Linked DNA regions of Mus musculus: regions 1 and 2 are each linked to region 3. Evidence: chromatin loops called from intact Hi-C (ENCODE). Cell type or tissue: heart. All regions are shown on one strand. Links, peaks and the distances in the headings refer to the core of each region. The heading gives the core; the rest is flanking DNA. Region 1 has its middle 25 kb from the start of Mga. Region 2 holds the start of H3f3c (H3 histone, family 3C). Region 3 holds the start of Rpap1 (RNA polymerase II associated protein 1).

What was found. Peaks named below come from ENCODE experiments on the same cell type or tissue, not always from the same donor. Only the 100,000 strongest peaks of a DNase experiment are listed, where the experiment ranks them.
Region 1: a loop joins it to region 3, with 4 times the contacts of the local background. A loop is called at or near these places in 9 of 42 quality-filtered maps.
Region 2: a loop joins it to region 3, with 2.4 times the contacts of the local background. A loop is called at or near these places in 2 of 42 quality-filtered maps.

The regions. Positions count from the first base shown.
Region 1 is chr2:119,866,574-119,877,271 of GRCm38, forward strand. It overlaps a transcript of Mga not described here. Among named protein-coding and RNA genes, the nearest start is that of Mga, 25 kb to the right of the region's middle. In heart, for the core only: no CTCF peak of the experiment used is centred there; DNase peaks (open chromatin) are centred at 5,938, 6,208 and 6,718; H3K4me3 peaks cover 1,769 bases; H3K27ac peaks cover 1,469 bases; H3K27me3 peaks cover 1,118 bases.
Region 2 is chr2:119,663,604-119,674,301 of GRCm38, forward strand. It overlaps H3f3c (H3 histone, family 3C), which reads right to left and starts at 2,549. Exons shown (of 1, transcript NM_001370931.1): 1 at 1,513-2,549. The coding sequence starts at 2,433. The coding sequence ends at 2,023. In heart, for the core only: CTCF peaks have their summits at 2,348 (motif pointing right) and 5,661 (motif pointing left); no DNase peak of the experiment used is centred there; H3K27me3 peaks cover 228 bases.
Region 3 is chr2:119,782,584-119,793,281 of GRCm38, forward strand. Rpap1 (RNA polymerase II associated protein 1) reads right to left here and starts at 4,954. Exons shown (of 25, transcript NM_001163701.1): 1 at 4,832-4,954; 2 at 1,151-1,387; 3 at 500-648; 4 at 63-152. The coding sequence starts at 1,331. In heart, for the core only: no CTCF peak of the experiment used is centred there; a DNase peak (open chromatin) is centred at 4,948; H3K4me3 peaks cover 1,898 bases; H3K27ac peaks cover 1,489 bases.

The DNA.
Region 1 (10,698 bases), core at 1,769-9,768, 85 kb after region 3:
GACCTACCTCTGCTTCCCAAGAACTGGAGTTCTTGGAAGAAAGGTGTGTGCCACTATTCCTGGCTGGTAACTCATTTCTCTCTCTCTCAAAAATAAAGACTTTATTTGTATGTATGTATGTATGTATGTATGTATGTATGTATGTATGTATGTATGTATGTATGTATAGTTATGTGTGTTCCTGCACTTGATTACAAATTCTGCAGAGGCCAGAAGAGGGTATTCAGACTCCTTAGAGCCAGAATTACAGGTGGTGGTTAGCTGCCTGATGTGGTGCTGAGAACTAAACTCAGGCTCTCCAGAACAGCAAGCATTTTTAACCAATGAGCTTTATCTCCAGCCAGTTAATTCATTTCCTTTTGTCTGTAGATATTTCCTTTGTATAGACGCAGTATTCTTTATTTGTCCTCCTATTGAGAGACCTTACTTGTTTCTGGTTTTTGGCAATTATAAATAAACATCTTTCACAAACATCTGTAAGTGGGGTTTTGTGTCAGTTTTCACATGATGGCTCACAACCACCTATAACTCTAGTTCCAGGGGATCTGGTGTCCTCTTCTGACCTCCACATGCACCAGACACACATGGTGCATATACATACATGCAAACAGAAGACACACACACACACACGCACACGCACACATACACAACAACAACAACAGAGGCCTTGATTTTGTATAATAAACTTTTATTCGTTGTCCATAAAAAAGAAAGAAAATAAAACAAGGTCATAATATAGAAATGACTCGCTAAGCTGAGCAGTGGTGGCACACGCCTTTAATCCCAGCACTTTGGAGGCAGAGACAGGTGGATTTCTGAGTTTGAGGCCAGCCTGGTCTACAGAGTGAGTTCCAGGACAGCCAGAGCTATACAGAGAAGCCCTGTCTCAGAAAAAAACAAAGAAAAGAAAAGAAAAGAAAAGAAAAGAAAAGGAAAGGAAAGGAAAGGAAAGGAAAGGAAAGGAAAGGAAAGGAAAGGAAAGAAAGGAAAGGAAAGGAAAGGAAAGGAAAAGAAAAGGAAAGAAAAGAAAAAATAAAATAAAATAAAAGAAAAGAAAAGAAAAGAAAAGAAAAGAAAAGAAAGGAAATGACTGGCTAGATACAGAGGCACAAGTTCAGCACTTGGGATTGGAGGCCAGCCTGGACTAAATAATGAGATGGTTTAAAAAACAAAACAAACAAAATGGGGCTAGCAAGATGGTTCAGTGAGTGCCTGCTACCAAGCCTGGCTTTGATCCTCTAGACCCAAAGGATGGAAGGAGAGAACCAATTCCTGAAGACTCCCTCTGACCTTATACCTGCCATGGCACACATGCTGACACATACATACATACATACATACATACATACATACATACATACATATAATAAAAATAACCTGCGCCAGGTCCTGCCTCCAGGTTCCCGCCCTGATGTAGAAGTGTAAGCCAAATAAACCCTTTCCTTCCCCCCCCAAAACAAAACAAAACAAAACAAAAAATACCCCAATCCAAAGTTCCAATGAATGAATTTTCCTTCTTTAGGCTTCTTATTGCCTCGGACAGTTGTCTCTTGATTCTGTTACTCTCTTGTCGTCTTCCTCCTCCCCCATCCTCCCCTGCTTCTCCTCCCTCTCTTTGTGGTTCTGTGGGTCACAGTCTCACACATAAGCAGCCTATGGAAGATCTTTGTCCCTGGCTCCTGGCCACTCCTTCCTTAGCAGTACTAAGGGTTAAACCAGGGGTTTTTAGGAATGTTAGGTACATGCTCTATCACATCACTACTTACCCCAGCCTCAGTTTCCTGAGACTTCTTGATGCATAGCCAAGACTGGCCTCAAACCCTTGTTATTCCTGCCTCAGTTCCCCTAGAGCTGGGATTCCAAGTGTGCCAACACCAGCAAACCAAGGTTCCTTCTAAGGTTGTGTCACAACACGGACAATGGCAACTGGCACTTTTCTTTACCAGATTGGATTTTTGCAATCTAGCAAGCTCTCCCACTTTTGTGCCACCTAGTGTGTTCTGTGCTGTGACAGACATGTGCAAATCTGAGAGGCTTATCCCACGTTATATATTGCTCACACTATATACTCATTGCAGACTGATTGGGGTAATCTGCTTTGTGCCATTCTCATAAGAGACAAAGCTGATGGAATAACCACCAGGTAAAACGTTGCTCATAGCTGTGGCCGAAGGGAAGACAGAATGGTTGAACTCTGTCTGTATTGGTAGTTAAAGCTTTTTCTCAGAAGAATTCACAAAATTCTCACTCCTAGTTTATTGGTAAAAGGTCATATAGACACTGCCCACTTCAAAGGCACTGGGATGAAACAATTATACTATATTCTTTGAGGCTATGATAAGTACATTATTTGAGAATAGCATGAGAATTACTTTCAGCATTTAGGAAGCTGAGGTAGAAGAATTGCCATGAATTTGAGTCAGTCTGAGTTATATAGTTAGTACCAGGCCAGCCGCTATCTCAAAACCCAAACACAAAACACAACCAACCAACCCCCCCACCCGAAAAAAAAAGAACATCAAACAACAAAGAAACTTGTAAGTTTTTCCAACTACTAGTACTTGTGTTGGGCATGGTGGCACACGCTTTGATCTCAGCACTGGGAGGCAGAGGCAGATGGCTCTAAGTGAGTTTGAGCCCTGCTTGGTCCACTTAATGAGTTCTAGGACATCCAGAGTGACATAGTGAAATCCTGTTTCAAACAAACAAACAAATAAACATTAATTAATTAATTAAAAAAGAGAGAAAGAAAGAGGAGGAGGAGAAGGAAGAGGAGGCAGAGGAGAAGAAGGAGAAGGAGAGTGAGGGGGAGGGGAAGACGAAGACGAAGACGAAGACGAAGACGAAGACGAAGACGAAGACGAAGACGAAGACGAAGACGAAGACGAAGACGAAGACGAAGAAGAAGAAGAAGAAGAAGAAGAAGAAGAAGAAGAAGAAGAAGAAGAAGAAGAAGAAGAAGCAGCAGCAGCAGCAGCAGCAAGAACCCTTGGAGGCAAGAAGTAATGGAACAGTATAGTTCCCAACAGATGGGTGGTATCACCAAGAAATTTCAAGCGATTGGAAGTATAAGAATCTGTTAATGTTCTTAGCCAGGTGTGGTGGTGCGTTCTGCACTCTTTTAGACCCAGCACTTGGGAGGCAGAGGTAGGTAGATCTTTGAGTTCAAGGTCAGCCTAGTCTACAATGGAGTTCCAGGACAACCCAGCCTACATTAAGAAACCCTGTTTTGGAAACAACAAACAAACAAATAAAACATCTGTTAGTGTCCCTCTAGCACTGTCTAGGGAACAACAGGGAAGTGGAAAAAAATTCAAGAGTATGTTGTACTAAGCTAGATGTGCCACATACTTAGTATGGGGGAGGTAGAGGCAGGCAGAGTTCTGTGAGTTCAGGGCCAACAGGAAGTACATAGTGAGTTCTATGATAGCCAGAACTACAAGGAAAGACCCTGCCTCAAAAAAAAACCTTGAGAAAAAAAATACTGTACCTGCTAGGAAGGGTATGTATACCTTTAACTGCAGCCCTCTGGAGGTAGTTTGAGGCCAGCCTCGTTTTCATATGTTTACAGCACTTGTTCCTCTTGCAGAGGTTTGGTTTCCAGGACTCACAGAGCTCACAACTGTCTGTAACAACAGTCCCAGGTCTGATACCCCTTTTGGCCTCTTTGTGCGCACTAGGTACTCATGGGTACACATACATGCATGTAGGTAAAACACTCATACATATAAAAACAAACAAATCTTTTATTTTTCTGTTTTTTTTTTTTTTTTTTTTTTTTTTTTGTGACAGGGTTTCTCTGAAACAGCCCTTGGCTGTTCTGAAACTTGCTCTGTAGACCATGCTGGCTTTAGACTCTCAGCGATCTGCCTGTCTCTTCCTTTGAATGTTGGGATTAAAGGCCTGTGCTACCATGCCTGGTCAAAAGGAACAGAATCTTAAAAACAAAGAATATTCTGTACTGGAAGAGAACAGGACTGTAGTTCAAATGTAATCCTCACTAATAATTACTATGACATTTTAGAATGTTTTGTAATTATGAACTATGAGAGGTATTCTTTTCCTCAAAATAATTATGACAATCCAAATAATAGATAAGAGTGTCCCTAGTTTTTTACTAAAGGAACTGGATATTTAAAAAGTTCCAAAATATCTTCATAGTCATATCCCAGGGAGGGAATCACAAGCTGTTGAAGTCTATCAAAATTTTAAAAATAGTTTATTTCCATTTTTATGCATTGGTTTTTGCCTGCATCCATGTCTGTGTGAAGGTGTCAGATCTTGGGGTTACATACAGTTGCAAGTTGCCATGTGGGTACTTGGATTCCCCGGGTCCTCTGGAAGAGCAGTCAGTGCCCTCCACCACTGAGCCATCTCTCCAGGCCACATCATTCAGATTTTAAGGCTCTTTTACAGTCCATAGGTTCTATTTTTGAGATAAAGTGTCACATATCCTTGCATGGTCTCAAACTGGCTGGAGCTAAGGATGATATAGTATTTCTGACCTTCCTGATTCTTCCTAAGTGCTGGGCTTACAGATGTGTGCCATTGTACATGGCTTATCTGGGGTGCAGAGGACTGAACTTAAGGCTTGTACATGCTAGACAATTACTCTACCAAATGAGCTACATCTCTAGCACTGGACAGTGGATCTTAAACCCAGTTCATCAATTTGCCTAGAGAATATATTAAAATATATTTTCTCTGATTTCCACAGAACACTGAGTGATGCTAATATAAGCTTTCTGTAAGAGTTGTTGCTAAAATTAACTATAAAGAAGACTGGGAGCTGGGTGCCTCCCATCACTTGGGAGGCAGAGGCAGGCGAATTTCTGAGTCTGAAGCCAGCCTGGTCTACATAGTGAGTTCCAGGACAGCCAGGGCTATACAGCTACACAGAGAAACACTGCCTCGAAAAACCAAGAAAAAAAAAAAACTGGAATTTTTATAAACTTCAAGTTTAACAAATATCATATTGTACTTTTTATTTAATGCTTTGGTTTCTTAGTCAGAAATTATTTTTGTAATATTTAATTAGAAAGATAAAGTACCTTTTACCCAGGAGTATGCCCTATTCTTTACATTCTGGCCTTTAATTTTCTTCATACACTTAACTAACCTTTAGTCTATAAATATGAGCTTATGAGAGTCAGAGGAGGAATAGTCATATTTTTCAAGCTGATCAGCCCTTTGAGACTTATAAAAGTTTTGACATCATCAAGCTGGGAAGTATATCTCAAAGCAGATAAGGTTCGAATAATTCTATGCAGGGACTTCATTGTGGGTAGAACACTAGGTAGGTTTGGCTCAGTGGTAAATTTGTAATTCCTACAAAACCAACTAGTTGTAATGTAAGCCCACCTTTTCTTAGTGCTAGCATTTTTTTTTTTTTTTTTGTAGTTCCAATGTCTTATATATGGTTTACCAAACTAGGGCCTCTGCTAGGGACATGCTGTTTATCTTAAAACAAAACAAAAAAACAGCAACACAAAACCAAACAACTCTACTTCTTTTTCTCCAACAATAAGCATATTGCAAAATGTTCGCTATTCCTAGATAAATTCTAAGAATTACAACCATTCTCAAGCAGAGATTGTGGTAAACAGTATTCAAGTTATCGTTCTAGTCCATTGACCACGAAAGGCTGGTGGTTCTTGTAGGTAAACATTCTTGCTATTCTTCTACAATATTCTCAAAGTCAACAGGCACCGCTTCACGAAGGAAGGCTTAACGGTTTTCCTAAAAACACAGAGATCAAACAAGTAGGGGAGGAGGGACTGAAAGTGCCTGGTGTACCGTCACAGTCTGGTAATTACCCAAACCGTCTCGTCCTGGGACCGGCTTTCAGAGGGACACCAATGCAAAGCCGGAGAGGTGACAGCCAGGAAAACGGGAGAGGTGGCTTTCCCGGCATGCTCTGCAGCACACTGAGGGGCGCCAGACGCATCCCGGCGTGCAACGGGGAGCGCCCAAGGGCGATGGTTCACGGCTCCTGGAGGGGCAGGCGAAGTAAAGCCGGTAGGTGTGAGCGTCCTTAGTTTTAGGACCCTGCTTTCTCCGTTCCCCTTTACGGATGCCACCCCTTAATGGGCAGAAGGAGGTCTAGTGACCACGCTCCCCTTGCGCGTGCAAGCCACTTTCGGTGCCACTTCGAGCACCGTGCCAGGTGATTAGCGGCTATGGGCGGGCCTGCGAGCAGCACGTGACTCGGCCTGGCGGCCAATGACCAGGCGGGTGGTCCGGCAGCGCGACGGTCCCGGGACCCCGGAGCGGCGCACTCGGTGTGGCTCGACTCCCGTCCACTCGGCAGGTACGCGCAGGCGCCTCGTTTGCCACGCGCTCCGTTCGTCCCCACGCTCCCAGTATCGTGTACTCTGCGCGAGGCGTTGAGAGTCTGTCGTGGGTATTTTCGTGGGCAGGGGGACGGCGAAGGTGTGTGTGTGTGTGGGGGGGGGCGCCGTGGCGTCACGTGCGCGACATAGCCTATCGCAGGCCGAGGCGCACCCGCAATCCTCCTGGCGCCCCGGGGTGCGACGTGTTCCGTGAGGCTCCGGCGGGCCCTCACTGTCTTTCGAAGCGCGTGTGCGGCCTGGAAAGTCTGGCTGCGACATTGCGTGCGCTCGGCTCCCGCGCGAGCACTGAGGGCAAGTTCTCGGCAAAATGGCTGCTGGAAACAGTCGCCTAGCAGGGGCAACGCTGGGGCCGCGTGAAGGTCACATGACGAGGTTGGCAGCGCGTGCTGCTGGCGCGGGGTAGGGGGAGGCACGGGGCGTGGCGAGTCACGTGCCGCGGCTCGCGAGCCTGTGATTTCGAGCGAATTTGCAGAGGCCTGATGGTCGACTTCCACCCCTCCCTTCTCGAAGCTAGGCAAGCATCCACAAGAAACCACGCGGTGCAGTAGAATGATCCTAATCTGGGAGGCTAGATACAGGGTCCCTGCCTTTGGCCAGTTTTGTAATCTTTCTATTTCTATTTTAGAAAGGTAGAGATGGTTGGTTTTTTACCGTCTTATTAAGGTCCACGATTCCTTGATCTCAGTTACATGCAGCTAACCAAAATAACAGGTGGTAGTGGGGGAAGTGTAGCTCAGTGACAGAATGCTCGCTTAAAATGTCTTAGGATAGGGCCTTGTTTCCATATCAAACTCAACAAATTATTAATATTTATTACCAGACACCTTTTCTCTTAAAGCCCTTCCTCCCTCAACCACTTCATCTTTTTTGTTTTTGGAGACTATGTAGACCAGGCTGGCTTCGAATTCAGAGAGATTTTGTTCAAGTGCTGGAATTAAAAGCATGTACCACCATGCGCAGTGGCCATATCTATTGTGGGAACAGAGTTTGGAAGCCATTCATTGAGCAATCAATAGTTGTCACTTTTGAATAATTATGCTAGTAGCTAACATTTTTATAACATGATGCTCTAAGTACTGTGCATGGACCTTTTCATTTTCTTGTCTTTTTGTAGATAGGGTCCCATGTAAGCCAGATAAGTATCTTTAACTCAGTATGGAGCCAAAGATGACCTTGAATTTCTGATTCTCCTGCTGCTACACTCTTCTGTTTCTGGATTACAGTTGTGTGCCACAATACTGAAATCTGATCTATTCATTACTGGGGGTGAAACCCAGGGCTTCCTACGTTTTAAGGCAAGCATTCTACTAGGTGACCCACATCTCAATTCTTCCAAAATTCATTGGAAGAGTGTAGCTATAGAGTAGGAGAATTTTAAAATTGTATTTTAAATTGTGTCTGTCTGTCTGTCTCTCACTGTCTGTTCTCTAGAAGCCAGAGGCATTGGATACTCGTAGAGCCAGAGTTCCAGGTGGTTGTAAGCTGTCTGATGTGGGTGTAGGAAAGTAAACTCAGGTCCTTTGTAAGACAAGTAAATGTTCTTAGCACTGAACCATCTCCTGCCTTTAGGGCCAATTTTGAAAAAGAAAACAGCATGGGTGTCTTGTATTAATGAAAATACAAAAAAACCCTGTAATAGTCAAAATGTCTAAGTCTAGAAGCATTCTAGAAGGAGAGAGGTTAGACTGGGTCACACATTGCCATCCTGTATCAAAACAAAACAAAACAACAAACAAAAGTTAAGTACTAACCTTGAAGTAGGCAGGACAAAATAATGAATGTAGAAACATATAAATTAATATAGTTTAGTTTTACAGAAGTGACATTTCATATCCTGTGGGAAATGTTCTTTAATCATTTTGGACTATTTAGCTAATCATTTGGGGGAAAAAAACTAAAATTCAGGTGAATCAAGTTCAGGTGAATTAATTATTTGAATATAAAAGGTAAAATTAGAAAATTATTACTCTGGGGCCAAGCGAGTGGTCTGTATACTTGTAATCCCAGTATTTCGGAGGGTAAAGCAGTAAATGATGAATTTTAGGCTACTATGGGCTGCTTAATGAGTCTTGTCTCAAAAAACCCAAGATTACTGCTTTGAAGAAGACTGGGTGGACAGCAGGTGTGACGGCACTCTCCTGCAATCTCAGCACTTGGAAAGCAGAAGCAGAATTGCTTCTTGGTCTTGGCCAAACTGAGCTATAGATGATACCAAATGATCTCAAATGTTTTTCTTAAGGTAGGCAGGATGTCTCAGTGGGTAAAGATATTTACCCTACAGCTGACAGTCTGAATTCAGTCCCTGGAAGGCACATGGTAAAAGGAGAGACCTAGCTTTTCTCTAATTGTCCTCTGACTTTACATGTGCATTGTGGCATGTACCTACATGTATATATTAGCATATATACAAACAATATATACACTATATTGCATATACATATATGCAATGTATTGAAACACACAATAGATAATAAATGTAAACAACCCCCCCTTAAAAAAATTCCTCAGAACCATAAAGATTGGTGGGGAAAAAAAAATCATGTCTTTAAAACTTGCTTTGAGGGGCTGGAGAGATAGCCCAGTGGTTAAGAACACTGGCTGCTCCACCAGAGGTCCTGAGTTCAATTCCCAGCAACCACATGGTGGCTCACAACTGTCTATAATGGTATTTGATGCTCTCTTCTGTCTGATGCTCTCTTCATGAAAATAGAGCACTTATATGTATAAATAAATAAAGATCTAAAAAAAATTAAAGAAAAACAAAACAAAAACAACTTATTTTGAGAAAAGAGTTTTGCTTTGTTGCCCAGATTGGCCTGGAATTTACTATCCTTTTGCCTTGGTCTCCAGAATAGACGGACTGAAGCCTTTGCACCTAGAACATAGTACTTTTTGTAGTTATACTATCGTTCCTGTGGTTTACCATTTTTATTTTTACCTATCTAAATTTATCTCAAACTTGCTAGGTAGCTGAAGCCTGTCTTCAACTCCTGATCTTCCTAGCCTTCTAAATACTGGAATTTCAGGCACATGCCATCATACTAGGCTATAGTTATGTCTTCTTAAGCTCTTGCTTGATGGTTTCTCAGAGTTCTTGATGACTCTGATAGTTTTCTTTCTTTCTTTTTTAAAAGATTTATTTATTTATTTTATGCATATGAGTAGGTTGTCACTGTCTTTAAACACACCAGAAGAGGGCATCAGTTTCCATTACAGATTGTGTAAGCCACCATGTGGTTGCTTGGAATTGAACTCTGGACTTTTGGCAAACCAGTCAGTGCTCTTAACTATTGAGCCATCATCTCTCCAGTCCTCTGATAGTTGTTGTTGTTGGTTTGTTTGTTTGTTTGTTTTTTTTTTTTTGATGAGACAGAGTTGGGGTTTAGTATAGATATTTAAATTATCTATGTATGTGTGTAGACATATGTACATTTGTGTTTTTAGAGACAGAGTTTCTTTGTGTGTGTCTAGCTGTCCTGGAATTCTCCTAGTTCTTTTAATTGTGTGTATATGTGTTTATGTGTGTATGTAGGCATGTTTATGTTGCAGTTGGAGGTTGAAATTGGATATTTTCTTCAATTGCCCCTCTTTTTTTTTTTTTTTTTAAAGACATGCTCTCTTACTGAACCTGGAGCTCATTGATCTTATTGATTTGTCTAGAAGGGATGGCCAGTGAGCTCTGAGAATCCTTCTGTGTCTGTCTCTCAGCACTGGGGTTACAGATGTGAGCTGCTGTGCCCAGCTTTTTTACATGATTTCTGGGGGATTGAATTCAGGTTCTCTGGCCATGCAGCAAGCACTTTACCTAATATTTTTCTTTTATTTTTATTTCACTTATTTTTATTGTGTATGCATTCATCCATTTAGTGTGTGTATGTGTGTGTATATTTGTGTGTGCATATGTAACAGTTCATATGTGAAAGTCAGAGGAACACTTTCAGGAGTTGGTTCTTCCTTCTATGTGGGTCTTGGGACCCAAGCTCAGGCTGACAGGCCAGGGGGGAAGGACCTTTACCCACTGAACTATCTTGATGGCCCTATTCAAAATTTTTTTATTACATTTATTTATTTGTGTGTGTGGGTGCACATATAGCACAACTTGTGTGCTAATTTTCTCATTCTACCATGTGGGTCTCAGGAATTGAACTCAGGTTGTCTGCCTTGTTCTTTTACCCGCTAAGCCATGTCACTAGTTTTATTTTTAAAATAAAATGGGGGAGTATTTAAAATTGATTTCACATTTTAACCTAGTTTAATATTAAAACTGTGGCTCCTGATTGCTGAGATTATAAGCATGAATTAACATCACACTTAACCTAGGCTAACCTTGAACTCCAGTCTCTGC
Region 2 (10,698 bases), core at 1,829-9,828, 120 kb before region 3:
TTCAACTTTCATCCCATAGAAAGGTTGAGGCCCCTCACTCTTCCAATAAAACAGTCTCAGCCTTTTGAGTCTGTCTCTTCGCCTAATTTTTCTTATAAGAACTGTGAAAATCTGTTTCCCAGAGACAATTTGGGGGGTTGGTTGGTTGGTTGGTTTTTGCTTTTTCCTTTTCCTACTTAAGATTCCTTGGGAAGCTCCCATTTCTTTGAGGTTCGTTATTGAAATAATCTGATAGATTGAGAGACACAAAATGTCTCTTTAGAGTATCTTTATTTTTGTTAGGCTGGTTCCTGCACATATGTAAGTGCAACATGTGTACTTTGTTCCCTCGGGGGCCTGAAGGTATCAGAACCTATGAACTTAAAATTGTAGGCACCATGTGAATGCGGAGAACCAAACCCTGAAAGTGTTCTTAATCACGGACCCATCTTTCGAACCCTCATCAGCTGCTTTTTACCTCTACTTGGTGAAGCAGAAAATCAACTTGGGGCTTTGTTGTGGATTCTTGAGAAAAATAGGACCTTTAGTACGTTTCTCTCATCCGTATGCATCGGGTTTTGCTTTCCTGTTTATCTTTGGACTCTTTTGAGCAATTTGGGGTTCTTTTCAATCATTGGTGCAGTTTCTGTTCAGGATTGGTTTTGTTGTTCGGCTTTGTTTGTTGAACAATGTTATCATATTATTGCTAAATAGAGGAACTGTGACCATTGCAGTGGAGAGAGAACTCAATGGTTTAGAGAACCTAACCTTAACTCAGTTAGGTACTACAGAGACAGGGAGATGCAACTCTGCTATTCCTTCGGTGGTAGGCGTCAAGGAGACATGGTTAAGTAGCCTATGTCTTGGGCTTGCTTTTCCCCTGCTGTAACCTGTGTGAAAGGAGCCTGCCAACTCTAGGAAGGAATATGGCTTATTGAGGATGGGTGGCTGGACATGTCTCAGGGCACAAGTTGTGACCCAGAAATTTTAAAAACCTAATATCATTGTATTTTAATTTTTAGGATTGATTGCTTAGGGGAATCATAGAGTGTGTTCAAAAGCTTGAACTCAGGTTATAAGGATTGATGGTAGAGTACCTCCCCCTGCCGCAGCAGTCCTAATGGCTCTGAGTACAGAGGTACGCTTCGCTTATCCTCAAGGAGACCCATGTCTCAGAAGTTTCTCCATTTGTTTGCCTGCTGTGCTTCATGAAAGTTAGCTGACCACTGAAGTCTTTTATAGATTACATGCTATAATCTATACAAGATTACAAGTTAGCTTGAAATACTTAGGGTTTTTTTTTTTGGTTTGTTTTTTTTTTGTTGTTTTTTTTTGTTTTTTTTTTTGTTTTGTTTTGTTTTGTTTTGTTTTGAGACAGGATTTCTCTGTATAGCTCTGGCTGTCCTGGGACTCACTTTGTAGACCAGGCTGGCCTTGAACTCAGAATTCCACCTGCCTCTGCCTCCTGAGTGCTGGGATTAATGGCGTGTGTCACCATGCCCAGCTTGAAATGCTCTTCTTCTTCTTTTTTTAATAGTTTAATGTATTTTAATAGCAAACTTACAGGAACAGCACACAAGACTGACAACATTAAAAACATGTACTTGTATGTAGGACAACTCAGTTAGAAAAGTATAGTGAATGGATGGAATCTACTGTGTGATAAAAATGCTACAAACACCATTTAGTTGCTGTCAATAAGAAATTTACTTATTTTTAAAAAATCCAAATGCTGGCATTGTCCAGAAAATTTTAACAGGTTTATTTATAATTGTTATAAAGTTGAACTCTTGAAATGTGTTCACTGAAACATTTTGCTTCCATTAATGCTTTACATCTTGCATTTATATTAAAAATTCACACACAAATGAACATGGAGAAACGCCAATACCTGATTCTGTCCCCTATGTTTCCACTCGCAATCATATACTTAGGTACCTTTGACCCCATGGAAAAAATATCTAATATTCAGAACTACTGATAACAGGAAGAAGAGGAAAAAAATTTTTTTGAGAATGAAATGTTTCCCCTCATAGTGGACTCTTAAGCACGTTCTCCGCGTATGCGGCGTGCTAGCTGGATATCTTTTGGCATAATTGTTACACGTTTGGCATGGATAGCACACAGATTGGTATCTTCAAAAAGGCCAACCAGATAGGCCTCACTTGCCTCCTGCAAAGCACCAATAGCTGCACTCTGGAAGCGCAGATCTGTTTTGAAGTCCTGAGCAATTTCTCGCACCAGACGCTGAAAGGGGAGCTTGCGGATCAGAAGTTCAGTGGACTTCTGATAGCGTCTGATTTCACGGAGTGCCACAGTGCCAGGCCTGTAACGATGAGGTTTCTTCACCCCTCCAGTAGAGGGCGCACTCTTGCGAGTGGCTTTTGTAGCCAGTTGTTTCCTGGGTGCTTTACCACCGGTGGATTTGCGGGCAGTCTGCTTTGTAAGAGCCATGGTATGGACACCTCCTTACTTACCCCCCCTTCTCCTTCGGCTGGAGCTCGGCAAGGGAGAGGCGGCGCTGGCGTTGGAGAGCGGCGGCGGCGCGGCGAAGGCTGCGAACACAATTCTGAAATGCTCTTCTTAAAGATATCCTTATACCAAATCCCAAGGTCCTAACTGGAGTAACACTTGCTAGAAATATTGACCACAACAAAATCCAGACACAAGTCACTTGAGTCAACAAATAAACATTGATCATTTATGCCACAGCACCTCCAGTAGGATCTGTGTGACAAGTTCTACAGACTGAGGTGACTGACCTCAAAAGGGGAGGCCTCCTGGAACTGGTTGTGGAACTCTTCATCGGAAAAAAATTATTGAGCCATAGTTCCCATGACAATCTATCTGTTTTGTTTTCTCTCATTCCTTGTCTTATTTACATGTTCCTGGTAGCCTAGACCAAGATCTTAAGCAAGAGTAATGAATAAGAAACCATCCTTTGAGATGGGGACACTAACATGACTTTATACCCGGGGAAACCAATGATTTACTTTCATTTACAAAATTATTATGATAGATAAAAACTTCCCCAATGCCAGGCATGGTGGCACACACCTTTAATCCCAGCACTTGGGAGGCAGTGGTAGGTGGATTTCTCAGTTTGAGGCCAGCCTGGTCTACAAAGTGAGTCCAGGACAGCCAGAGCTATACAGAGAAACCCTGTCTTGACACACACCCCCAACCCCCCGGCCAAAAAAAAAAAAAAAAAAGACCAACAGCCAGGCAGTAGTGGAGCATGCCTTTCCTCCCAGCACTTGGGAGGCAGACGCAGGCGGATTTTGGAGTTCGAAGCCAGACTGGACTACAGAATGAGTTCCAGGATAGCCAGGGCTGTATAGAGAACCCCTGGATGTACCTTGTGCTGTAGCTGTAATTGGTAATGTGTAAGAGTCACCCAAGTGATACTGGTTTGAACACATGAAGGGGTCATAAATAGCAGCTGAGGCTTGGCACTGTGAGAGGCCATGAAAGGCCAATGGTAAAGGTGCAGCCTCAGTTGCAGTTCTGAACTGAAGGGTTCATGCAAAGGATTTGAGGCTTGGCAACATGAAGAGAGTCTATGAGAGGCTATTGGTGAAGCCTATCTTCAGCAGAAGATCCAGTGTATTAGAGATTCCAGTACCGTGATCACCAAGAACTGCAGTGGCAGTGGAGTGAATCAACCTGAGCTTAGAGTGCTACAGAGGCAGAGCTGGAGAAGTGATGCCCTTTGAAGGAACCCAGAAGATCATGTGTGGATCCCAGACATTGAAAAAGAAGCTATAACATTGAAGGTGCTTTGGAGACTCAAAGATATTTGAGATGCCAGAGTCATGGACTTCCTGTTGAGGAAAGTTGATGACAGGGAGTGGAACCAACCCAGCTGAAAGAAGTTTGTTGCAATTACCAAAGATGAAAAAGGAGTTGGGGGTGGAGAGATGGCTCAGTGGTTAAGAGCACTGATTGCTCTTTCAGAGGTCCTGAGTTCAATTTCCAGCAACCACATGGTGGCTCATAACCATTGTAATGGGAATTGGATGCCCTCTCCTGGTGTGTCCGAAGACAGCAACAGTGTACTCATATACATGAAATAAATAAATATAAAAGAAAGAAAAAAGAAAAGAAAAGGAGTTGGAGACCTGAAGACGATGCAGAATTTGGACTTTGCCAAGCTGAAGACTTCCTGTCTTGCTTTGGAGATTACAGATGAGTGATTGTATGAATCTCAGAAGAGACTTTGGACCTTTTAAAATGGTTTTTCGAGACAGGGTTTCTCTGTATAGCTCTGGCTGTCCTGGAACTCACTTTGTAGACCAGGCTGGTCTTGAACTCAGAAATCCACCTGCTTCTGCCTCCCGAGTGCTGGGATTAAAGGCATGTGCCACCATGCCTGGCGACTTTGGACTTTTAACATTGTTGAGATTGCTATAGATTATGGAGACTTTTGAAGTTGAACTAAATGTATTTTGCATTATACTATATTTAGGTATGGTCCTCAAAGACTCATATGTTTAAACAAGCCTATGTGGGCCAGTGAGTATAATGTGATGGTTTGTATATGCTCAGTCCAGAGAGTGGCACTATTAGAAGGTGTGGCCCTGTTGGAGTAGGTGTGGCCTTGTTGGAGTAGCTGTGTCACTGTGGGTGTGGGTTTTAAGACCCTTATCCTAGTTGCCTGGAAGCCAGTATTCTGCTAGCACCCTTCAGATGAAGATGTAGAACTCTCAGCTCCACCTGCACCATACCTAAATGCTGCCATGTTCCCACCTTGATGATAATGGACTGCACCTCTGAACCTGTAAACCAGCCCCAATTAAATGTTGTTCTATAAGAGTTGCCTTGTTCATGGTGTCTGTTCACAGCAGTAAGACCCTAACTAAGACAGTGGACTAAAGAGAAAGCTTCAGTCCACCTTAGAGACTCTGTCTCTAGAAGGACTCTGTGGTGGTTTGAATACATTTGGCCCCATACATTTATATGTTTCAATGCTTGGACATATGAATTGGCACTATTAGGAGGTATGGCCTTAAAGGGAGTGTGTCACTGTGTTGGAGGGCTTTGAGGCCTCCCAGTCTCAAACTCTGCCTGATTGTGGAATCAGAGCCATTTTTTAGTTGTTTTTTTTTTTTAAGTTTTATTTATTATTATATCTAGGTACACTGTAGCTGTCTTCAGACACACAAGAAGAGGGCGTCAGATCTCATTACAGGTGGTTGTGAGCCACCATGTGGTTGCTGGGATTTGAACTCACGATCTTCGGAAGAGCAGTCAGTGCTCTTTATTGCTGAGCCATCTCTCCAGCCCCTTGTTTTGGTTTTTCAAGGCAGGGTTTTTCTGTATAGCCCTGACTGTCCTGGAACTCACTCTGAGACTGGCCTTGAATTCAGAAATCTCCTGCCTCTGCCTCCCAAGTGCTGGGATTAAAGGCATGTGCCACCACTGCCCGCCCTAAAAGTTTTGATTTATAAGAGTTGTTTTGTGTTTGCAGCCTTCACCATGCCGCCACTGCTCTCTAACACCAGAGCCGCCTCTGGCTTGCTGTGCTCCAGCCAAAGGAGAAGGGGGTTGGGGGTAAGTAAGGAGGTGTCCATACCATGGCTCTTACAAAGCAGACTGCTTGCAAATCCACTGGTGGTAACGCACCCAGGAAACAACTGGCTACAAAAGCCTCTCAGAAGAATGCGCCCTCTACTGGAGGAGTGAAGAAACCTCATCGTTACAGGCCTGATACCTTGGCACTTGCTATCAAAGTCCACTGAACTTCTGATTTGCAAGATTCCCTTTCAGCGTCTGGTGTGAGAAATTGCTCAGGACTTCAAAACAGATCTGCGCTTCCAGAGTGCAGCTATTGGTGCTTTGCAGGAGGCAAGTGGTTGGCCTTTTTGAAGATACCAATCTGTGTGCTATCCATGCCAAATGTGTAACAATTATGCCAAAAGATATCCAGCTAGCACGCCGCATACGCGGAGAACGTGCTTAAGAGTCCACTATGAGGGGAAACATTTCATTCTCAAAAAAATTTTTTCCCTCTTTTCCGGTTATCAGTAGTTCTGAATGTTAGATATTTTTTCCATGGGGTCAAAGATATCAAAGTATATGCTTGCAAGTAGAAACATAGGGGACAGAATCAGGTATTGGCAGTTTCTCCACGTTCATTTGTGTGTGAATTTTTAATATAAATGCAAGATGTAAAGCATTAATGGAAGCAAAATGTTTCAGTGAACACATTTCAACAGTTCAACATTATAACAATTATAAATAAACCTGTTAAAATTTTCTGGACATGCCAGTATTTGGATTTTTAAAAAATAAGTAAATTTCTTATTGACAGCAACTAAATGGTGTTTGTAGCATTTTTATCACACAGTAGATTCCATCTGTTCACTATACTTTTCTAACTGAATTGTCCTACATACAAGTACATGTTTTAATGTTGTCAGTCTTGTGTGCTGTTCCTGTAAGTTTCCTATTAAAATACATTAAACTAAAAAAAAAAGTTGCTTTGTTCATGGTATCCCTTCACAGCAATGAAACCTTAACTAAGACAGACCCTGTCCCAGAGATGTTTTTGTTTTGTGGTCTATCACAATGCCTCACTGGCTCTAGTTGTCATACAACTTGTTAGGTAAATAAATCAGCCTGGTCTTGAACTCACAGTGATCTTCCCACTCTAGGATTACAGTGATGTATCACTACACCCAGTCTTCACACTGAAAAATCAGAAGACAGCTTAGTGGTACAGTTCTTACCTAACTTGCACGAGATCCTAGTTTCACATTCCAGTACCACACACACACACAAAAAAAACCAATATCAGGACACAGACATTTTCTTTCTGTCTCTCAGTGTCTCCTTCTCTCTGTATTTTTGTGCTTTTTTAAATTTTAATTTGTTTGTTTAAATTGAGACAGAGTCTCTCTATATAGCCCTCTATAGTGAATCTTGAAACTTACTATATAGACCAGGCTGCTGTAGAACTCAGAAATCTGCCTGCCTCTGCCTCCCAAGTGCTTTTCTTAAAAGACAGTTTCCTCTCCAGGTTGAATCCCCAGCCCCAGAGCAGGGGGCAGGAGGCTGGCTTCTCTGCCCTTCTCTTTGGTCTCATGTTATTGTCCATAACTTATGAATGATAAATTTCCATCTTAGACCACAAGGATGAAAACAAACACTAACAAATCAGTGAGAAGTGAAAGGAGTTTGGGGATTTAAGAACTTGTTGGATCAGAGCAGGTGCACCAGTCTGAGATCCCTGTATGGCAGCCATATTTGTAATCCTATCACTGAGGAGATTGGAGGAGGAATAAAAGCATGAATTTCAGGCCAACTTGGGCTACACAATGAGATCCTGCCTCACATAGGAGATGAGAAAAGAGAATCTCAGTTGCCCTATATTGTACAGGTCTGGACTTTCTCATGAAAACCCTTTTCTACAACTCACGACTCAACTACACTGGGATTGTCATCTGCAAAATAATGCTAATCCTAAATAGCATATCCCAGTTTGTGCCACAACTTTGCTAACTTTAAATCAGGAATGTTTTTTGTTTCATTTGTTTGTTTTTGTACGTGATAGGCAAGAACACTAGCACTGAACTATATACTCAGTCCATTTTACACATTGTATCTAGTTACTTTGCAGTGTGTGCATACACACAGGAGTGTGCAGGTTCTGGAGATCAAGGTCAGGAGTCTTGTATCACACTCCACCTTATCACAGTAATTTTGGTAAAATTGACTTGCCAAAGAACCCCTTGGATTTACCTGTTTTTGCTAATGTCTAACACTGGAGTTAGACATTAGCCTGAGCCCATCTTTCTTCCTGACTGCTGTTAGGGAATATTCTACTGAAATATAAGACTTATCAACCTCCCGGGGATACTGCTGTTTGCAGATTTGCTACTACACTGGTTTTTTAAGCATGGAAAGGACAGCAGAATGGCTCAGTGAGTACAGGCAACTGTTCCCAAGCCTAATTCCTGTGACCTCTGATGGTAGAAAGAGAGAACTCATTCCTGAAAGTTGTATTCTTACCCAAGCTATAAGGAAATGTGTTGGAATGAGCTATAGCACTCTAGTATTTCTTTTAGGTACTCTCGAGTGTAATCATTGGGTGGGTTTTCTTCTTTATGTTGCCTATTAATATCAACTTCCCACACACATTTCTCTGAGCTTGTAATCCTTATCTCATCTGTTTTATCTCTGGCCTTAAAAATTGTAATTGTTGTGGAGTTTTCCATGCCAAACCCTTTTAACAAAACAAAAATGACCATCTTGTTTATTTTCAATTAAAAAAATGCAATGGTAAAAACAGGGCTGGGATATAGCTCAGTCATACAGTACTTTTCCTAGCAAAGCCCTCACCAGGAGTGGTGACAAGCCTATAATCTAAGCTCAAGTAGAAGAGGCAGGAGAACAAGAAGTTAAATGTTGGGGCTGGCAAGATGGCTCAGCAAGTAAGACTGCTCTTCTGAAATGTCCTGAGTTCAAATCCCAGCAATCACATGGTGGCTCACAACCACCTGTAATGAGATCTGACACCCTCTACTGGTGCGTCTGAAGTTGGCTACATCGAGCAGACACACACACACACACACACACACACACACACATACTCCTTTTGACCTCTGGAATAGTCTTAAATAAAAACAGTTTTTCACTTTGTTTCTGGTACTCAGTATGAAGATCAGGCTACCTTAAACTCATTGTCTACCTGCTCCCTAAGCCACCATGCCTGAAGTGTTCATTTAAAATTGTGTGTGTGTGTGTGTGTGTGTGTGTGTGTGTGTGTGTATACATGTGTGCCAGAGCTCCTATTTGGAGTTAAGAAAACAACTTTGGGAATCAATTCTCTTCTTCCACTTTGGATGGGATCTAGGGATCAAATTCATATCAGGTTTTCATGGCAAACACCTTTACTCAAGGAGTCATCCTGCTGGTCCTTATTTGGTTTCCAGTAGGTTGTTTGTTCTTTGAGATAGGGTTTCATCTAGCCAAGGATGGTCTTGAAGTTACTATATAGCTGAGGCTGACCTGGAACTCCTGATCTTTCTGCCTCCACTTCCTAAGTGCTAGGATTATCAGTCTGCATCACTTTGCCTGGCTATCCCCAAAGTGCAACAATTATAAGTGACATGTACACAGTGTTGGCTTTTTCAGAAAGTACTCTGGATACCCTTTTATGTAGTGACTCATTTAAAATTTCTAAGAACTCAAAGACTGAGAGGCAGAGGAGCACACTCAATTATCCTCATTTTGCTGATTGGAAACTTTCAACAAGCATTTTGGAAAGCATTCAAGAAGGGATTGAGAGAGAACAGTTATTTCACCAATGTAGACATTGGTTGTTTTTTATAAGGAGTAACTTGTCCATGAATTCTTTGAGGATCCTCTGGAGATGGTTTAATAATCAACAGATTTTACGCAAAGGTAATCTTTAAAGTTCATTGAATATATTATAGCTTTCTTTTCAACAATCCTGTGGTAGATGATACATTTAAAAGGTCCTTACCAGAGGCATCAGACTTAAGGGTGCCTAGAAACTCAGGAGTTTCTGTGGTCCTTTTAGATAATCTTGGCCATGGACTTCATGTGAGAATTTGCTGGGGAGCAGATGTCTAGTATTTTCTGTTAGGTAAAACTCTTCTGGAGTAAAATGGTACCTGGGTCTTATTTAGTTTGTTTCCATCAATGTAATTCTAAACATCTCTTCAAGTAGCTAATAGCAGAGAGTGTTTTCTCTCTATGGATGGTATTATATTAGGTATACATATATATTATATATACACACATTACACACAAATGACTGGGTTTTGCTATGTAGTCTAAGCGACTGTTAATATGTTATTCTTCTGCCTCAGACTGATGAGTTCTTCTGGGGCTGTTACTATTTTGAGGCATGAACATTTGTTATTGCTTTTTTTTTTTCCTTTGGTTTTCTGAGACAAGGTTTCTCTGTGTAGCCCTGGCTGTCTTGGAACTCACTCTGTAGACCAGCTGGCTTTGCCTCCCAAGTGCTGGGATTACAGGCATGTGCCACCACTACCCGGCTATTGTTGCTTTTAATGATGAATATTAAACCTAGAGCCTTACATATGCTTGTAAGCACTACTACTGAGCTATATCCAATACTTTATTTCTTCTTATTCCTCCTCCTCCTTCACCTTCTTCTTCCTCCTCTTGCATTTCAAGACAGGATTTCTACGTACAACAGCTCTTGCTGTTCTGAAACTTGATTTGTAGACAGGCTGGCCTGGAATGCAGAGATCTGCCCACCTCTGCCTTTCAAGTCCTGAGATTAAAGGCATGGGCCACCATTGCCTGGTATTTATTTATATATTGATTGATCGACTAAGACAGGGTCTTAGCCTTGGACTCATTATGCAGACTTAGGCAGGCCTTGAACTTGTGTTCCTTATGTTCTTCCTGTCTTAACCTTCCAAGTATCTAAAAATATGGGTTTATAATTACCACACCTGGCAAGGGATGTGATGTGTACTGTAGTTGAGCTGAGAAAAATAACTTAGAGAGTCAAAGTGGGATAGTAAGAAAGCAAGACCTCATCAACTTAGTCGAGAAAGATTTGAATTCTAAAGTTGTCTATCAGAATGAGTGAACCAGTGCGTTCTAAGACTTGAGAACAACTTCAAATTGTAACTGTTAATACTCCCTAATATAAACCCTGCTGCACATAAATAATATATAAAAATGCATTCCCAGCGTTGACCTTTTTGTCAGATG
Region 3 (10,698 bases), core at 849-8,848:
GGTGTTTTGGTGCAGCAATAGAAAGCCTAACTGAAAGTCCACCTAAGGGAACTCTGGCTTACCTGTCTCTCCTGAGAGCGATGGAACACAGGCGGGAAAGCAACACCACTGGGCACAGGCAGAGTCACAGTGACTGAACTTGTATCTCGTTCCTGTGGCAACACAAAGTAAGGAAGATGCACATCAGGACCCCAAACAGGGCAGGAACCTGGAGGCAGGAGCAGATGCAGAGGCCATGGATAGGCACTGTCTACAGGCTTCTCCAGGCTGAACCCGATACCAGTGGCCCCCATGATCCTCATTCCAGGGGTTCAGGAACCCATGTTGGATCTAGTCTAGGTTCAGGAACCCATGTTGGATCTAGTCTAGGTGGTTCTAACCATGTTCCAACCTGACCGTGGAGTGTTAAAAGTGTACCTTTCTACAACACCCTCCACTTATAAACCCTTTTCTCGCCCAAATGGGATGCCTTGCCCCACCCAGCCGGGCTGACACGTACAACAATCTTAGACAAGACAGCAGTGATGTGCTGATCATGCCTGTTCAGCCTCTCTTCAGGGTCTTCATCGTGAGGCAGCGGGTGACCAGGGCTCGGTCTTGCTCTTTTTGCAGGAGCGGGAAGCAGAGCTGGGGGCAAATCTGGGAGATCTGAGAGAAAAGGAATGCAGATATTAAGTATATTCACACGTTCCTAAGGAAGTATGGATTGGGGGCAGAAACAAAGAACAAAAGACAGCTGCTCTGGGCCCTAGCTTCAGCTGTGTTATCTTGGGTATGATATTTAACCTCTCTGAGCCTCAGTTTCTTCATCTGTATAATGAAGCTGCAGCGCTGGCTTGCACCTCTGGTCCCTCAGTATTTACAAGAAGATTGTCACAAACTGAAAGTTAGCTTGTGCTCAATAGTGAGTTCCAAACACTCACACTCTCTCTCTCTCTCTCTCTCTCTCTCTCTCTCTCTCACACACACACACACACACACACACACACACACACACACACACACAGAGGAATGAATGAAAGCAATAAAAATAAAACAAACTTTCAGCAACAGAGGTTACAGTTGGAGCAGCATTCAGCCACCTCAGGATGGAAGCAGGGTCCCTGAGGCTGAGCCCTCTCTCCTCACGCCCATGCTCGAAAGCACTCACTGTCCAGCATCACCACATCCCGATGGTCCTGCGGTGGGAGCCGGTCTGGAGGAGCATCACCATGCCTCCTACTCCCCTTCACCAGCTGCACCGCCGGGGCTGCACCAGCCTCAAGGAACTGGCTCTGGAAGCGCAGCAGGTCCACCTCTGACTCTCCAGGCTTCGGTCTGGACAGCATCATGGCCCTGGAGCTGTGCCCTTTGTACGACTCCTTCCAGTACTCCCTCTCATCCACCCCTAAAGCATCAAAACAGCAGCGGTTACAACCGAACCCTGGTGGTCTTTATCTTTTCCATGCATTGATGTGAGCTCACTGGCATTTCTTTCTCTATCAGCCCTCTCTGGCCATCAGTCTAGTAAACTTATTTACAGCCAACGCGAGGGCGGCTGCACCTGTCTATAACCCCCAGCACTTGGGGTAAAAAGCAAGAGGGTAGAAAGTTCCAGGTTACCCTTGGCTATATGGTAAGTTTAAAAGCCAGCCTGAAGTACATAAAACCCTGTGTCAAAAAACAAACAAGAGTGGGGCATGGTGGCGCACACCTTTGATCCCAGCACTTGGGAGGCAAAGGCAGGTAGATCTCTGTGAATTCAAGGCCAGCCTGGTGTACCTAGTGAATTCCAGGACAGCCGAGGCTACACAGTGAGACCCTGTCTCAAAAGAACAAAACACAAAACAAAACAACAACCAAAAAGTAAGTATTGCCAATTTAGGTTGTTTACAATCTGTGGGTGACAAAACTCTCAAAATTTTCTCAAATTAGATGATGTTGGTAGCAACCTTGTTATGTTTGAAAAAGCCTCTAAATTGTATGTACATTTTCTTTTTTAAAAGATTTCTTATGAACAGTGTTCTACCTGTAGGCCAGAAGATGGCATCAGATCACATTACAGATGGTTGTGAGCCACCATATGGTTTGCTGGGAATTGAATTAAGGACCTCTGGAAGCGCAGTCAGTGTGCATTCAACCTCAGAGCCATCTCTCCAGCCTATATGTACACTTTCAAAAAGATAAATTCACCAGGTAAAGTGGCACATGCCTTTAGGGAGGCAAAGACTAGTGGATCTTGGTGAATTTAAGGTTAGTTTGGTCTACAAAAACCCTATCACAGAAAATAAACAATGAAACCAACAGGACCTCAATGGCTCAACCAATAAAGACACTTGCTGCCAAGACTGGCAACCTGAACTCAATTCCCAACCCACATGGTGAAAAGAGAGAACCAAATCCGGCAAGCGGTCCCCTGACCTCCACACGGCAAGCTGTCCCCTGACCTCCACAAGCACAGTGTGGCATGTGTGCCTCCCCTCCACAAAATAAACAAGTAACATAATAAAATGTAAATAAATGGCACATGGGACACATCTTCTAAAGGCTGAGGACAGTAAGAAGCAGGGAGAGACACGACAAATAGGCCACAATGGTAACGGTGGCAAGCAATCTATGTATTTCCTTATTTCCCAGTCCTATGCAGGATCAGATGAAATAACTATACTTACTAGGCCAGTATAGAAAACACTCCTAACACAAGGGCTAAAGGGGGCAGAAATGTTAAAATATTAACATGAGTGTGTAACTTAAGGAACGATACCGATAACCATCTGTGATTGGCTATGCCTGTAACCCTAGCATTCAGGAGGTTAAAGGATTTGAGAGCCCTAAGACAGTTTGTGCTATAATACAGCAAGACCTTCTCCCCACAAAAAATCAAAAACAAAGTTACCACTAAAAAAGCTTTTTGAGAGTTTAATTTGGGCGAGGTGTGTAAAAAAGGCTATAAATGTTCATGGCTATTATCAGCATGCAGGCAGCTGAGGCAGAACAGTTGAATTCAAAGCCAGCCCCCAAGGCTACATAGTTAGCTCCAGGTATAGGAGGTGTGTGTGTGTGTGTGTGTGTGTGTGTGTGAGCGAGGGTGTGCACATGTGCTGGTTTGAGTAGTCAAGTGTAGATCAGTGGCAGAGTGCTTGCCTAGCATGCATAAGACCTTGGTTTCTGTTGGGACCTAGGTAAAATATTAAGGCCCAGGTAACTGTTACCTGGATAGCTTGGCATTATAAGGAAACCTTCTCATATGTTTCTGCTGTTGCCAGAAACTTTCTAATGTCAAGATTGATGATATATTCTGTTATGTTCTGTGCCCTTTGAAACCAATCAAGACAGAAGTCAGAAGAACTCCTCGCTTGGACCCAAACCAACCACCCAACAGCACTTTCTACACCTTTGTATGAGCTTTTATGGTGTAAGTTGCCTTGGGGATGATCCCCAACATAAAAGAGACACTTGTGGGCTGGTGAGATGGCTCAGTGGGTAAGAGCACCCGACTGCTCTTCCGAAGGTCCGAAGTTCAAATCCCAGCAACCACATGGTGGCTCACAACCATCCGTAACGAGATCTGACGCCCTCTTCTGGAGTGTCTGAAGACAGCTACAGTGTACTTACATATAATAAATAAATAAATAAATAAATCTTTAAAAAAAAAAAAAGAGACACTTGTACCAGTATAAGAAACTATTTGGAATAATACTTCCATCTTGAGTAGTGGTCAAGTCAAGTTTACTTGGCACAAAGAGACATGTACTTGCGTAATTGACCTCCTAATTGGCAAGTTAAGACACATGAATGTTAGACAAGTCCCATCCCAGTAGACAAGTTAAGACCTGAATATTAGATAAGGCAAGTCCCCTGCCACAGTTGAATACCCCAACCAATAGGAACACAGTGAGTGGTGTACAACAAAGACATGTTCCCAAGGAAATCCTCCATCCCTAAATCCTGAATAACTTGGCACAGATGTTTGTGGATTTGGGGCCTAAAAATCCTGTAGGATCTTAATTCAAGGGGTATGGTCCAGTTCCCAAATCTGGACCATGGAATTTGGTCAAGTCATGGAATATATGCTCACTAAACTATCCCTGTCTGAGATTGGTGTTTGTGAGACGATTCCCGAACCCCAGTAGTTTCACTGCCCAGTAAATACACACACAAACACGGGGCTGTGACGGGTTGTTTAACAGCAACATTAGAAACCTAAGTCAGAAATAAAATACTAGCTCCACTACTTACTAGTGTAAAATTAGGCAAATTATTTAAGCTATTCCAAATTAAGTTTCAAGCCTGTAAAATGCACAAGGCTGAGACAGACTAATCCCAGCATTTGGGAAGTGGAGGCAGGAAGATAAGGCGTTTCAATTCAACCTGGGATACAGGAAACCTTTCAAAACAACAGCAAGTTATTACTGCATGCAGCGTGCCTTCCACAGTATCTGTTATATAAATAAACTTCAGTGAATGAAAACAGCAAGTCCCATGCTACATAAAGAAGCAAATGTACTCCCCCACAAACTCCAGGGGGGGGATTTGTCTAAAATCAATTAGTGCTAAAAGTTACGCCTTGAATTATAATAAGGATAATTCCGACAGATAACCTCTAAAGCGAAGGAAAACTAACAATGGATTTACTGGGTTTTGGAATAGCCTCTTACATCGCAGCCTATCGGCGACACGACCAATCCAGAGATTGCACCTCAGGCTCTAGTTAAGCATCCTGGATCGCCCGCGTCTGCAACCAAGAGACAGCTCGTGAGGCTCGAAATGAAGAGCTGTACCCGAGGTTTAGGTAACACAAGCTACTTCTGTGCAAAGACTCCCAAGCAGGTATGATAAAGTAACCAGACACCTTGCTTCTGGGTTCTCCACCTGAGTAACTTGATCGGGGTCTCTGCAAACAGCAACCTACTCCAACCAAACCCGCCTGGGCGCCGCCATCTTGGCCGTGCGGACTGGCACTTCCGCCGCCTCTAGAGTTCGGCTTCCGCCGAGCAGCCCCGCCTGCCGCGCTGTGGCTCGCCCGGGAGCTCGAGGGCTCCCAGCTCAGCGTTGTGTCTCTGAACCTCAAGCGGCGAAGCCTGCGGCGACTAATCTTTCTTTACACAGACGCTGGGAACACACGCGTTTGATGTAATGCAGACCCAGGTCTTTCCACAGCACGGCAGATGTAAAAACTTGCACAAACGTCCTTCTGCACTCAACACCGTGCTTAACTGCGTCCTGTATTCCCGCTCCACTCCCCGCACTCAGCATACAAAAGTCTGCACACAAACCAATGCGATCTCCCCAGTGTGCTTTTAGACGAGCGAGAAGGTAACTGTGAGAGGGAGATCCAAAGAAAGCAACTCTCCCAGAGAGCACTGTAAGAATTGGGTGTTAGTGAGAAGACTAAAGAAACTGGTTGTCATCAAGGTTACCCGCTTCCTAAGCATCTTCCCTTCGTTTATGTCAGTCTCTCCTCTTGGGAATTCAACCCCCTTCCCTGCCGTCCCTTCCCACAAAGTTTATCCCCTTTAAGGTCTAGCCAGAATCAACTTTGATAAAACAACAACAACAAAACAAAACAAAACTTTACCAATCAGTTCTGCCCCCTGAACTTCTAAACTTGGATGGTCTGAAACCCAAGCACTTGCACTAACCACTTGTATGGAGCAGACTGCTGCAATTAGTAGTTACCTTTTCACAAGAGAAGTTCTTTCAGCCTTGTGATATGAAAGGCTTGAGTAATTCTGGCACTTGGGAGACTGATATTGGAGGATGACAGACTCAATGTCTACTTAGGTTACACAGTGAGACCCTGGTTTTTTTTTGTTTCATTTTGTTTGTTTTTACATTTTTCCAGTCAGGGTTTCTTTGTGCAGTCCTGGCTATCCTGGAACTCACTCTGTAGACCAGGCTGGCCTCAAATTCAGTCTCTTGAATTAAAGGTGTGTGCCATCACCTATGGGCAAAAACCTTTTTTTTTTTTAATTTTTATATTTATTTCCTTTTAAATATACACATTTACTTGGGAGGCAGAGGCAGGCAGATTTCTGAGTTCGAGGCCAGCATGGTCTACAAAGTGAGTTCCAGGACAGCCAGGGCTATACAGAGAAACCCTGTCTTTATAAACAAACAAACAAACAAACACATTTGCCTGCATGAATATTTGTGCATTATGTGTATGCCCTGAGAAGCAACAAGAGGGAGTTAGATCTCCAGGAACTGGAGTTACAGATGGTTGTGGTCCACCATGTGGGTGCTGGGAATTGAACTCTGAAAGAACAACAGGTGCTCATTTTTAAAAATGTTTTTTTATTTCTATTTATTAAATCTGTGTTTTGGGGGGCTGGAGAGATGGCTCAGCGGTTAAGAGCACTTACTGCTCTTCCGAAGGTTCTGAGTTCAAATCCCAGCAACCACATGGTGGCTTGCAACCATCCTTAATGACATCTGACTCCCTCCCCTGGTGTGTCTGAAGACAGCGACAATGTACTTACATATAAAATAAATAATAAATAAAATCTAAAAAAAAGAGTTTTTTAAAAAAATGTGTGTTTTGCTTGCATGTATGTATTTGTGCCACATGCATGTCTGGAGCCCAAGGAATTAAAATGAGGATGTCAAGACAGTATTGGATATCCTACAACTGCAGTTACAGATAGTTGTGAGCTACTGTGTGATGCTAAAAGCCAAGCAACACTGGTCCTTTGCAAGAGCAACAAGTGCTCTCAACTGATGAGACACCTCTGTTGCCCAGTGCCCTGTTTTGGCTAAATAAAAAGTCCTGTGCATGAGAAAGGACTGGTTAGACTGATTTCCCTGTGAGCATGGATCCTTGTCTTTTGCCTCCATTAATGTTCAGCAATCAATGTATCACTGTGCACATACTTATCCTTAGTAAATCATTGTTTGAGGCTAGCCCAGGATAGCCAATGTTAATTCAGAGGCTTAAAACTTTAGTAGGCATCAGAATTTACTGGTGAGAATTGTTACAACACATTGATGATGCTGGGCATAGTGATATGCACCAGTAATCCCAGCACTGGGAATGCAGAGGCAAGAAGATTGCTACGGCTCAAGGCTAGCCCAGGCTACTTAATGAAACCAAATCTCAATTTCAATCTGTCTCTGGCTGTCTCTGTCTCTGGCTGTCTGTCTCTCTCTGTCTCTGTCTCTCTCTGTCTCTTTCTGTCTGTTTCTCTCACATGTGTGTGAGTGTATGTATGTGAGCACACACACATACACACACACACACACACACACACACACACACACACACACACACACACACACTCACTTGTGCTTGCTAATGGTCCAGAATGGATTCAAATATATGTAATCCTTCAGGGAACCTCCAGGCCTCAGTCACATCTGTAAACTTCAGCTATTAGGGATTAGGCAGCCTTTTGATTTCAAACAGTAGTAGACTACAGCTACTAAGATGTTCTGGAAATGGGGGCAAGAGATGGTACAAAGCGGCAGAATGAAACATGGGAGAAAACCACTGCTCAAAATGAAAGGGTGGATCCTGGAGAACACTGCCAACTAGCAGCCTGTTTTGTTTTTGAAACTTCACAAGGTCAAATGTAGCTCTGACGGGCCTTGATTTTGCTGTGCAACTAGGGATGACCTTGAATTTTTTAGGTCTTCTGCCCTTCATCCCACCACCCACCCACCCCCACTAGAGTGTTGGGAGCTACCACACCCAACCTTTACTGACAAATCTTAGCATCACTAAAGAAGAGAGTTGCACACAATTTCCCTCTTGGTGTGATGACTTAGAAATACAAATATCTAAGGATTCTTTTTGTTTGTTTGCTTTTGCTTTTTGAGACTGTTTTTGCTTTTTTATCTCAGTGTAGCCCTGGCTGTCTTAGAACTTACTCTAGAGACCAGGTTGACCTCAAACTCACAGATATTTGCCTGCCTCTGCCTCCCAAGAGCAGGGATTAAAGGCTTGTGCCACCATGCCCTCCACATCTTGTCCAAAAAGATCAGAATACAGTCAAGCATTATGACCTCGAAAATACTAGCAACACAGGAACATAATATACAATGACCCAAGAATACAATTACCTAAATCCAATTGTGGATAATTGTACCAGTGGCCAGCTAATTTTATTAACTGCTTGTCTAGGAGAGAAGGGAGGATCTTGTAGATTTAAAATTATTTAAGAAGCTGAACATGTGGTCCTTATTTGTATATACTTTTAAATTTTTCTTTATTTCTTTTTTTTAAGATTTATTATTATATCTAAATACACTCACTATAGCTGTCTTCAGATGCACCAGAAGAGGGCATCAGATCTCATTACAGATGGTTGTGAGCCACCATGTGGTTGCTGGGATTTGAACTCAGGACCTTCAGAAGAGCAGTCAGTGCTCTCAACCACTGAGCCATCTCTCCAGCCCTATTTATTTCTTATATATAAGTACACTGTAGCTGTCTTCAGACACACCAAAAGAGGGCATCAGATCTCACTATAGATGGTTGTGAGCCACCATGTGGTTGCTGGGATTTGAACCTCTGGAAGATCAGTCAGTGTTCTTAACCACTGAGCCATCTCTCCAGCCCCTCGTATATTCTTGTTATTACTACTTCATTAAGACAGGGCAGCCCAGGCTCCCTTGGAACTTACTATGTAGTTGAAATTCTTGGAAATTTCCTTACCTCTATGCTGGGATTATATCATAAACCACTAAACCCACTGGCTTTTTGTTGGTTAAAAATTTATTATTGCTATTATTTTGTTGTTGTTTTTGTTTTTCGAGACAGGGTTTCTCTGTGTAGCCCTGGCTGTCCTGTAACTCACTCTGTAGACCAGGTTGGCTTCAAACTCAGAAATCTGCCTGCCTCTGCCTCCCAAGTGCTGGGATTAAAGGCATATATCACCACCACCCGCTTTAGAATTATAATACTTTCTAATTGTATTTTGGCAGAGAAACCCTGTTTTGTTTTTTTAAGGATTTATTTATTTATTATATATAAGTACACTGTAGTTGTGCTTAGACACACCAGATGAGGGCATCAGATCTCATTACGGATGGTTGTGAGCCACCATGTAGGTGCTGGGATTTAAACTCAGGACCTTCGGAAGACCAGTCAGTGCTCTTAACCACTGAGCCATCTTTCTAGCCCTTTAACAAACCCTGGGGTTTGTTTTTCTTTTCTTTCTTTTTTTTATTTTTTAAAGATTTTTTTTAAAGATTTGTTTATTATTATATGTAAGTACACTATAGCTGTCTTCAGACACACCAGAAGAGGGCATCAGATCTCATTACGGATGGTTGTGAGCCACCATGTGGTTACTGAGATTTGAACTCAGGACCTCTGGAAGAGCAGTCAGTGCTCTTTTGAGGGTATGCGAGGCTAGATGCCTACGGAGGCTGGAGGTGTTAGATACACTTGCAGCTGGAATTACAGGTGGCTGTGAAGCTGCCTGATGTGGGTGCTGGGACTTTCACAAAACTTCATCTAGAAGAGCAGTGTGTGCTCTTAACCACTGAGCCAACTCTCCAGCCCTAGCCTAGGCTGGCCTAATGTAGATCATGTTCAAAGGTCTGGAATATTTGTCCCGGCAAGAGTCTTGAATTTCTTTAAATCATTCACTCTCCCTAACTTCTTTCTTCTGTCCTTAAAAGGAATTAAGTCAAATTCATAAATCTCTATCATTTATTTATCTGGTGGCTGGAGGCAGGCAGCTTTTATTGTCTGCTTCTCATTGCCTTCCTCCTATCACCTGGTCAGGGGACCAACCAGCCTCTTTGCAGAGCAGGGGTTCCCAGCATCTCTGAGCTTAGGCTCTCTCCTGGTGGCTGTGTTCCTTTGTTCTAGTTTCATGGCTTTTGAGGGAACCACAGCTCTGCTAGGTGAGAAATGATTCTTCCCCTTCACCTAGACTTATATCAGTTGTGTATGTGTGTGTTCAATCCAAGAATCTCTAAATAAGTTTAAAGGTGAGTTCTCGCCTACCACGCTGTGTGCCATTCTGCAGAGCAGTTTTGGCTACACATCTTTGGCTCCCAGCAGAGGTGCCCAGGTATTTATTTATTTATTTATTTATTTATTTATTTATTTATTTATTTATTTATTTATTTTTGAGACAGAGTTTCTCTGTGTAGTAGCCCTGGCTGTCCTGGAACTCACTTTGTAGACCAGGCTGGCCACGAACTCAGAAATCCTCCTGCCTCTGCTTCCCAAGTGCTGGGATTAAAGGCATGTGCTATCTACGCCTGGAACCCAAGTAATTTAAAAATGGTTTGGCTAACTCTAAGGCTGGGCAGTTCTAATCCTCCCTGCCCCCCAGCTAGTGCACATTTCCCTCCTGTACTCCTGGCTTAACACCCTCAAATTCTGTATTTTATCTTTGTTGCCTTGACTCCTGAGTGGCACCCCAGTCTTTGCTGCCCAAGACACTTCTGGGGGCCACATTCTGTCTCACCTGCATTTCAGATGATTTTCCTTCTGCACCTCTAAATCTGTACGATCTCCTTCCAAATCATGGTGATTCCCTTCTCCTTTCTCCCAGTTCCTTGCCTGTGCAAATCTAAAGGTTCTGCCCCTCTCTCTCTGCCCAGCCATTGACTGTTGGCTCTTTATTGATTGATCAAAAACCAATTGGGGACAAGGACTTTCAGAGTTTGGACACAAAGATTCCCAATTAATTCAAAGCATTAGACTAATCCCCAAAGTTTTTGTTTGCTTTTGCTTTGATATGTTTGGTTTAGAAGACA